2 separate regions of the Homo sapiens genome follow, and region 1 is linked to region 2. A link is a contact called in ENCODE Hi-C or POLR2A ChIA-PET data. All regions are on one chromosome and are shown on one strand. Each heading gives the region's core, a stretch centred on a gene start or an enhancer-like site at or near the end of the contact. The rest is flanking DNA. Distances are from core to core; before and after follow the strand shown. Region 1 overlaps NANS (N-acetylneuraminate synthase). Region 2 has its middle 21 kb from the start of NANS.

Evidence for each region. A loop is a pair of places that touch in the nucleus more often than their neighbours do. ChIA-PET counts read pairs that join two places held with the same protein, here RNA polymerase II (POLR2A). Pooled maps may share reads with other maps.
Region 1: a pooled map shows a loop between it and region 2 (2.0-fold over the local background). The contact joins two enhancer-like sites. A Hi-C loop is called at or near these places in 6 of 50 pooled maps. POLR2A ChIA-PET finds 5 or more read pairs at or near these places in 14 of 52 experiments (AG04450, CD4-positive, alpha-beta T cell, CD4-positive, alpha-beta memory T cell and 11 more).

Annotation. Positions count from the first base shown.
Region 1 is chr9:98,070,805-98,075,139 of GRCh38, forward strand. The region is part of intron 2 of NANS (N-acetylneuraminate synthase); the gene reads left to right. It also overlaps a transcript of TRIM14 not described here. Among named protein-coding and RNA genes, the nearest start is that of NANS, 16 kb to the left of the region's middle. RefSeq lists enhancers at 868-1,368, 3,829-4,335. Within about 2 kb of position 2,372, at least 2 of the 41 ENCODE cell types and tissues checked have a DNase peak (open chromatin) inside an H3K27ac peak, as active enhancers do.
Region 2 is chr9:98,033,308-98,037,952 of GRCh38, forward strand. It overlaps a transcript of TRIM14 not described here. Among named protein-coding and RNA genes, the nearest start is that of NANS, 21 kb to the right of the region's middle. RefSeq lists enhancers at 1,498-1,607, 2,200-3,399, 2,578-2,647, 2,728-2,867 and a silencer at 4,233-4,282. Within about 2 kb of position 2,249, at least 8 of the 41 ENCODE cell types and tissues checked have a DNase peak (open chromatin) inside an H3K27ac peak, as active enhancers do.

The DNA of each region.
Region 1 (4,335 bases), core at 1,122-3,621, 38 kb after region 2:
TAATTTTTTTTTTTTTTTGAGACAGGGTCTCACTCTGTTGCCCAGGCTGGAGAGTAGCAGCACAATCATAGCTCATAGCTCACCGCAGCCTTGACGGCCCAGGCTCAAGCGATCCTCCCACCTCAGCCTTCTTAGTAGCTGGGACTACAGGTCCATGCCACCACAACCAGCTAATTTCTAAATTTTTTTGTAGAGATGGGGTCTCCCTATGTTGCCCAGGCTGGTCTTAAACTCTGGGCCTCAAACAGTCTCCCACCTCGGCCTCCCAAAGTGCTAGGATTACAGGTGTGAGCCACTGCACTTGGCCTCCTTAGTAATTTTTAAGAATTTGAAGATGAAAACATTTGGGACTCCATGCTGAATGCTGTATACACATACCCCAGCTGTGTGGTGTGTACCTGGCTATATGATGGCACGACTGTATGGTACACACCTCAGCTGTATGGTACATACCCCCGACTGTATGATGCACACCCCAGCTCTGTGGTACACACCCTGCTGTGTGGCCCATACCCGGGCTATATGGCCCAGTGGCCAAGTGAATGGACTCTAGGGTCAGATTTTAAGTTTGAATATGGCTCTGCCTGTTATTTTTGGTATATCCATGTGGAGGTTATTTAACCTTTTTGTGCCTGTTTTCTTCAGTTGTAAAGTGGGCTTCCTAGCAGAACCCATCTGGGAGGGAAAGTGAAGATTAAATGTGATCGTTAATATAAAGCATAGTACACAATCAGTATTCAGTGAATATCAGTTACAATTAAGGAAAGCAACCTGGGCTAAGGGCTAGGACATCTGGGTACTTGCAGGCTGGGACATCTGGGTACTTGTCCTGGCTTTGTCCTTAACTCTCAGTGTGACCTTGGTGAGCCCCTTCCCTGCCTGGGCCACCATTTCATTTTCCGTGTGTGACCAAGCTACCATCCAGTGGTTCTCTCTATTCTGATGTCCTGAGTCAGCGCAGAACCAGGGAAGATGTCATCAAGGTGACTTGCACCTGGATTGGGGACTTTTCTGCTTCCGTCCACGTTTCCTGGAAATGCAAGCTCCCTGAGCTCCTGGATCTGACCTAGGAGAAAGGTGCCTCCTTGCCCGTGAGGCTGCCAAGGCGGAGTCACTTCTTTAGGCCGTGCCCTGCAGGTGGCATCGGTTGAGAACCCGGAGCAGTTGGGTGATAGGGAGGAGTCTGGTGTTTGCAGCGGGGCTTCCTCCTTGGTTTTCCTTCCCTCTGCTCCCCAGGCAGCCCATTTGCTTGGTGTCTGTGATGGGTGTTTTAGAGTCAGGCTCTCTGAGCTCAGCTCCTGGTGCTCACACTCTGTGTGGCTTGGGCTCCTCATGTAACCTTGGAGCCGCAGTGGCCCCCGTCTGTAAAAACAGGATTGTTAAGATGCTCCTGGGGCTATCTGGAGGATTCAGGGAGCTAAACCCGTGGGGTGCCAGCACAGGGCCAGGTCTACACTCACCCAGCGATGGCTGTTCTGTGACTCAGAACCCTTTGGAGTTTTTCTGCCTCAGCCTATTTGGGCAGGTAGGTTCCTCTGGATGAGGAATGCCTTTTGTCCCCAGCTAGTCCCCTGCCTGACCTAGGGCACAGGCAGTGAGGGAAAGTGCATTTTTTTTTTTTTTTTGAGACGGAGTCTCGCTGTGTCGCCCAAGCTGGAGTGCAGTTGCGCAATCTCTGCTCACTGCAACCTCCACCTCACGGGTTCAAGCAGTTCTCTGCCTCAGCCTCCCGAGTAGCTGGGACTACAGGTGCCCGCTACCATGCCCAGCTAATTTTTGTATTTTTAGTAGAGACAGAGTTTCACCATGTTGGCCAGGGTGGTCTTGAACTCCTGACCTCATGATCCACCCACCTCGGCCTCCCAAAGTGCTGGGATTATAGGCGGGAGCCACCGTGCCCGGCAGGAAAGTGCATTCTTTAAGAGCCTTTACGAGAGTTAATTTACCTTGCCCTCTGTCAAACTGTTGGAGGTAGATTGGTTCCTTGTTCTGTATTTACCTAGCAAGTGGCTCCCAGTGTTTACCTACCCTAACTTCCTTATAGAAACAGGCATTTATTGAATGCATATTTTCTCCACACTGTATGCTGTTCTAGGGCGTTCTCTGTGTGCTGAGGAAAGGTTAAGGTGTGGCAGAATTTTATTAAGGCCAAGAAAACCGTCAGGGCTTCTGGTTGAAAGTTGCACCAAGGCTGTGGAACTCAGGTGAAACAGCAGAATGTCTTTAGTCTAAAAGGAAAGTTCTATTGAGAAGGCAAATGGAAGCCATGACCAAAAAGGTGACTCCTGAGGGACATGCTCTCCTCACACACAGTGGCCATCCCAGCAAAGCCGCCCTTCCCTCCAGCACCTGCCTCTGTCCTAGGCACGGTGCCCTCTGACAGGCTGCTGCCCTGAGGCTGGCCCAGCCTATTTGTGGCTACACCCTTCCCCTGACTCCCTGTTCTCCCCAGCTCATCACCATGGGCTTTTTTTTTTTTTTTTTTTTTTTTTTTTTTTGAGACGGAGTCTTGCTCTGTCACCCAGGCTGGAGTGCAATGGCATGCTCTTGGCTCACTGCAACCTCCACCTCCCAGGTTCAAGTAATTGTCCTGCCTTAGCCTCCCGAGTAGCTGGGATTACAGACACACACCAACACGCCGGGCTAATTTTTGTATTTTTAGTAGAGGCGGGGTTTCACCATGTTGGCCAGGCTGGTGTCAAACTCCTGACCTCGTGATCTGCCCGCCACGGCCTCCCAAAGTGCTGGGATTACAGGCGTGAGCCACCGCGCCTGGCCTGGGCTTCTTTTTTTTTTTTTCCAATCCTGAAGGATCCAAAACCTGAGGGGAGAGGAAGGGACTTTAGAAAAATCTCAGCTCCACTCCTCTCTTTCCTTACCCCTGACTCAGATCAGCAGTTCCCAGAGTGTCCCACAGGACACAGTACAGAAATGGGGTTCTGTGGGCACGTGTTGTCCACCCTCATTCATTAATTGATTTAGAATCAATAAAGGGTTTTTTGGTTTATTTTTTGTTTTGTCACCCAGGCTGGAGTGCAGTGACACGACCTCAGCTCAGTGCAGCCTCAACCTCCTGGGTTCAAGCAATCCTCCCACTTCAGCCTCCTGAGTAGCTGGGACTGCAGGCACACACCACACACCCGGCTAATTTTTATATGTTTTGTAGAAACGGGATTTCGCCATGTTGCCTAGGCTGGTGTCAAACTCCTGGGCTAAAATGATCCTCCTGCCTTGGCCTCCCAAAGTGCTGGGATTACAGGCATGGGCTACCATGCCTGGCCAGAATTAATAAAGTTCTGAGTCGAATAAGTTTGGGAAACACTGGGTTTGGAACTCAGCTAAGTTGATTTACTGGGACCCTCTAAGAAGGCATTAAGGCAGGGTAGTGTTTCTCCCAAACGAGGCTATCCATGGGACCCATTTCTGCATGTTGAACTCAGCTGGGAGCCCGAGGAGAGTTGTACATGCCTGAGCTCCCTTCAGACTCCCACAGACTTTGTGCTATGGGGCAGGAGGGAGAGAGGAGTGCTGAGGCTGCCGGGCTGCATGGAACCCCAGATAGAGGGAACCCGATAGCACGGTCGGCAGGCTAGGGGAAGTCAAGGAGTCCCTGAAGAGAAAGGGGTCACCAGTTGCTGACCCAGCCTGTAGTAGCCCCTAGGCACAGCGATACTGTCTTAGGGCTGAAAGTTAGGATCTTCCAGATTACTCAGATTCCCTTTGCCCGATGGCTCTGAGTGGCAGTTTTCTAAATGTCCACTGGGTGGCGCTGGCTCCCCAGGAGGCGGCAAAATGAGGCGCCCCTTCCCTTTCCAGCAGGAATTGGCCTTTTTCTTTACTTGAAAATTACAGAATTCCATGCAGATTTTACAGCCTCTGTAGGTAAGCTTTCACAAGGTGTTTTTCTGCACTTGTCCCCCCTCCTTGCCCCGATCGCTCTGCCCCTCTCTTGGGGGGGTTTCTGCTTCTGTTTATGCCCTGGTGGGCCACACCACACTCCCACAAGATGAACATTATACAAAAGAAAACTCAGTGGAAGGTTCCTTCTTTAAACAGAAAGCACTCTCTTCATCTGCCAAATGAAGTGAGAAGGGTAGGAAAATTAGATTTTATTGAAAAAATATATTTAAAACTGATGTTTTTTCAGTTCTGTCTTAGGGCTAGTTAGCAGTGTTATGAGACACAAACAGGAAGGAGTGAGGTGGAAAGGTATGGAAGGTACTGGGCATGGCAGCTGAAGCTTGCAACCCCAGCACTGTGGGAGGCCAGGGTGGGACAACTGCTTGAGGTCAGGAGTTTGAGAACAGCCCGGGCAACATAGCAAGACCCCATCTC
Region 2 (4,645 bases), core at 999-3,498:
TGAGGGAAAAAAGCCAGCCCCCAAAGGTTACAGAACTGCATGGTTCTGTTTATTAAAAACCCTCTTAAAATGACACAATTATAGAAATGGAAAATATTAGTGGTTGGCAGAGGTTAGGGAGGGGGTGGGGCTGGAGGGAAGTGGGTGTGGCTATACAAATCAAAATGATGGGTTTATTGGGGTGTTATGGGGTGATTCAGAAAATCCAAGGAAGGGTCTCAAAAGAGTTGAAACTGGGCAGCTCTGGGCAACTCAGTTGGCAGAAGTTTATGGACTTGCCATTCCTCATGATTTCCGGGCTACAGAGTCATCATTAGCAGAGAGAATCGTGAGAGAAGAGAACCTGGTTGATAGAGCTTTGGAAGGATAGCCAAACATCAAGGCTGGGCACAATGTCTCATGCCTATAATCCCAGCACTTTGGGAAGCTGAGGTGGGAGGATGACTTGAGCCCAGGAGTTTGAGACTAGCCTGGGTAACATGGCAAAACCCCATCTCTACCAAAAAACATTATCTGGGCAGGGTGGCACACATTTGTGGTCCCCAGCTACTCAGGAGGCTGAGGTGGGAGGATCACTGAGCCTGGGAGTTCAAGGCTGCAGGTGCCACTGCATTCCAGCTTGGGTGACAGAGTGAGACCCTGTCTCAAAAAAAAAAAAAAAAATCCACATCCTTGTTATTATTTATCTTTCCAATTTTAAATATCCTAGCAAGTGCGAAGTGGTATCTCACCATGGGTTTGGTTTGCATTTCCTGATAGTTAACTATGTTGAGCATCTTTTCATGTGCTTATTGACCCAGAGATGATCTTCTATCACATGTCTGCATCAGGTTGGTCAGCTTCCGGGGACAGTATCACACGGCGGAGCCCAAGTTACTATGGGGCGCTCTGGTTCCTGGGGTTGTTTTCAGAGATGACCATGAGGAAGCAGTGTGGTGAGAAAGGTCTCCCATGAAGATACGGATTTTTTTTGTTTTGTTTTTGTTTTTTTTCGAGACAGGGTCTTACTCTGTTGCCCAAGCTGGAGTGCAATGGCACGATCTTGGCTCACTGCAATATCCACCGCCCAGGTTCAAGCGATTCTCCTGCCTCAGCCTCCCAAGTAGCTGAGACTACAGGCGCCCACCACCACACCCAGCTAATTTTTGTATTTTTAGTAGAGACGGGGTTTCACCATGTTGGCCAGGCTGGTCTCGAACTCCTGACCTCAGGTGATCCTCCTGCCACTGCACCTGGGGAAATTTTGAAGCCCTAGAATGGAGGAGATTCCCAATGACAGTGAGGGAGAAGCGTGAGAGTTGTGAAAGCTTTGGGGACCCTTTGAAGTTAAGGGTGAGATGAGAAGGTGGAGACACGTCAGACCAACTGTCCTAACTGGGTACGGGGAGGGGCAGGACCAGCCAAACTAGGGATGAGGCCAGTGACAGGGATAAACTGTCAAGATGAGGTCTGAGGGTGGGAAGGTCCCCGCAGGTTGCGGGCGGTGGAAACAGGCATGGGAGCAGGGGCTCAGGAATGAGACCCCTCCCTGAGTGTTTCGGCAGGTCTGAGCCAACGGGGCCTTACACACCTCTTCTCACGTAGTCCTCACTACTGCCCTCTGGTGGTGGCTGTCTCCATTTCACAGGGGAGGACGTTGAGAAGTTCCTCTGCGTGAAAGGACAGAGCTGGGAGGTGAACCCCGGCCTGAATTATCCAAAACCCTGTGCACTTCTCAGGACACTGTAGTGTTCCAGGACCCCATAGGGACCCAGTGAGGGAAGAGATTATTATCATTTGGAAGACATTTGGGGTGGGGGTCTCAGCCAAAACATCAACTCATCAGAAAGACTCCTCTTGGCCACCCATCTAAAGAAGGTCCCTTTCCTCATTTCTCACGCGGCACTCAATTAGTTTCTTCACTGCCCTCATCATAATTCAAGACCATATAGTTATACGTGAATATAGTTTACTTTTATTGTAAACTACAGTTTGCAGGAAAAGGACCGTGGAGGCCTCTTTTGTTCCGCATTCTATCCCCAGCACCTGCTGTGGTACCAGGCACGCAAGCAGGCACTCGAAACTGCTTTGGTGGATGCAGCAGTGGGGTGCACTGGAAAACGGAGGCAAATGAGGGATGTCAGAGGTCACAAGCCTCCACCAGAGACTGAAGGTGTTGACTTTCACCCCCCACACCCTCCAGAGTGTGATGGGGGGTTTGCTCTCTCAGGGTCAGCATAAAAATGATGCTTATGTTACAGGGATGAGAACCAAGGTTGGGGAAGCAGAAAGTAGGTGGTGTGACCAGCGAGGGTGTGATCAGCAAGGGTGCCGAAAATGGGACAACTGACAGCCTTGGAAGAAGCAGGTTCTTTGGCCATGGGACCTGAGGCAGGCCCTCAGCAGCTGGGGTTGGGCAGCTTGGGTGGCTCCATGCTTCACTTCTTCCTCTGAGGAACTGGCCAGAAAGCTGACTTCAGCGACGACTCAGGGAACAGTCAGGTTCACCCAAGGGGCAGAATGTGGCCTGAGAACAGATGAAGTCAGTTACGCCTCAGTCATCGCTGTCATATTTTCTCTTCTGCACTTGCTCATTCAGAAAATATTTATTGGCATCTACTAGGTATTAAGAAGTCCTTGTAGGCCGGGTGTGGTGGCTCACGGCTGTAATCCCAGCACTTTGGGAGGCCGAGGTGGGTGGATTACGAGGTCAGGAATTCGAGACCAGCCTGACCAACATGGTGAAACCCCATCTCTACTAAAAATACAAAAATTAGCCAGGCGTGGTGGCATGTGCCTGTAATCCCAGCTGAGGCAGGAGAATCGCTTGGACCCAGGAAGCGGAGGTTGCAGTGAGCAGAGATCGTGCCATTGCATTCCAGCCTGGGCAACAGAGTGAGACTCTGTCTCAAAAAAACAGAAAAAAAGAAAAAGAAAAAGAAAAAAAGAAGTCCTTGTAATGCCAGCACTTTGGGAGGCCGAGGCAGGCAGATCACCTGAGGTCAAGATTTTGAGACCAGCCTGGCCAACATGGTGAAAACCCATCTCTACTAAAAATACGAAAATTAGCCAGGCCTGGTGGCATGTGCCTATACTCCCAACTACTTGGGAAGCTGAAGCAGGAGAATCGCAGGAATCTGGGAGGCAGAGGTTGCAGTGAGCCAAGATCATGCCACTACACTCCAACCTGGGTGACAGAGTGAGACTCCATCTGAAAAAAAAAAAAAAAAAAATGCTAGGCAAGGTGGCTCACATCTGTAATCCCAGCACTTTGGGAGGTTCAGATGGGTGGATCACCTGAGGTTAGGAGTTCAAAACCAGCCTAACCAACATGGAGAAACCCCATCTCTACTGAAAATACAGTATTAGCCAGGGGGATTGGGGGCTCATGCCTGTAATCCCAGCTACTCAGGAGGCTGAGGCAGGAGAATTGCTTGAACCCGGGAGGCAGAGCTTACGGTGAGCCCAGATCGCACCATTGCATTCCAGCCTGGGCAACAAGAGTGAAACTCGGTCTCAAAAAAACAAAACAAAACAAAAAGTCCTGTGCTTGGTGCTGGGGATAGAGTAGGAGAGAGTCCATGCCCTGATCCCCTGGCCCCGTAGGACACAGTGACAATGCAAGGCTCCAGGCAACCTCAGGCAGAGGCCTGACCTGACTTGTCACCTTGTCTCTCTAGGGCTTTGCCCTGGGTTCAGTGCTGGGAAGGTACTCCAAATGGTTCCTTAACTGAAGGCGCCTACACTCTAGAGGGAATGACAGACAAAAGAGGCAGATGTCATAAAGGGTGAGAAGTGGGCAAAGAAGGGGCCGGGCACGGTGGCTCACACCTGTAATCCCAGCACTTTGGGAGGCTGAGGCAGGAGGATCACTTGAGGTCAGGGGTTTGAGACCAGCCTGGCCAACATGGTGAAAGCCTGTCTCTACTAAAAATACAAAAATAAGCTGGGTGTGGTGGCAGGCACCTGTAATCCCAGCTACTTGGGAGGCTGAAGCAGGAGAATTGATCAAACCCAGGAGGTGGAGGTTGCAGTGAGCTGAGATCGTGCCACTGCACTCCAGTCCGGGCGACAGAGCAAGACTCCATCTCAAACAAACAAACAAACAAAAAAAAGTGGGTGAAGAAGAGGGTCTTGTGGGAGCCCAGAGATGGTTACTGGGGAGATCAGAGAAAGTTCTGAGAGGAAGCAGCTTGTGCACTGAAGGACCTGCAGACAGTAGCCAGGCAAGGCTCAGTGTGGGAGGGTGGAGGAGTGGGGAGTGTGCAGGAACAGGAAACAGGCTGTGCCAAGACCTGGAGGTGACAGAACATGATCCTTTAGGGAACTCAAAATAGTTCTGTGTAGCTGGAGCACAGAGTGGCAAAAAATTAGGCAGGAGTCCTAAAGGCTAGAAGAAGTTTTCTAGGAGCCAACTTCAAAAGGAGCTTGGCACAGTTGGGGTAGCCACTGGGGCCTCAAACTCCAGAGGGTCTAATCTGGAAACTGGACCCCCATCCTCAACCTTGACCCCGTGACCTAGCACTCTGGGTACTCTAGCTTCTCCAAACTAAGTTCTTCCTTGCCTTCTCCTGTTAACAACAGGAAAGAGTCTGGTTTAATATGTTGTTATTACTTGTTTTTCTTTGAGATGGGATCTCATAATGTTGCCCAGGCTGGCCTCTAA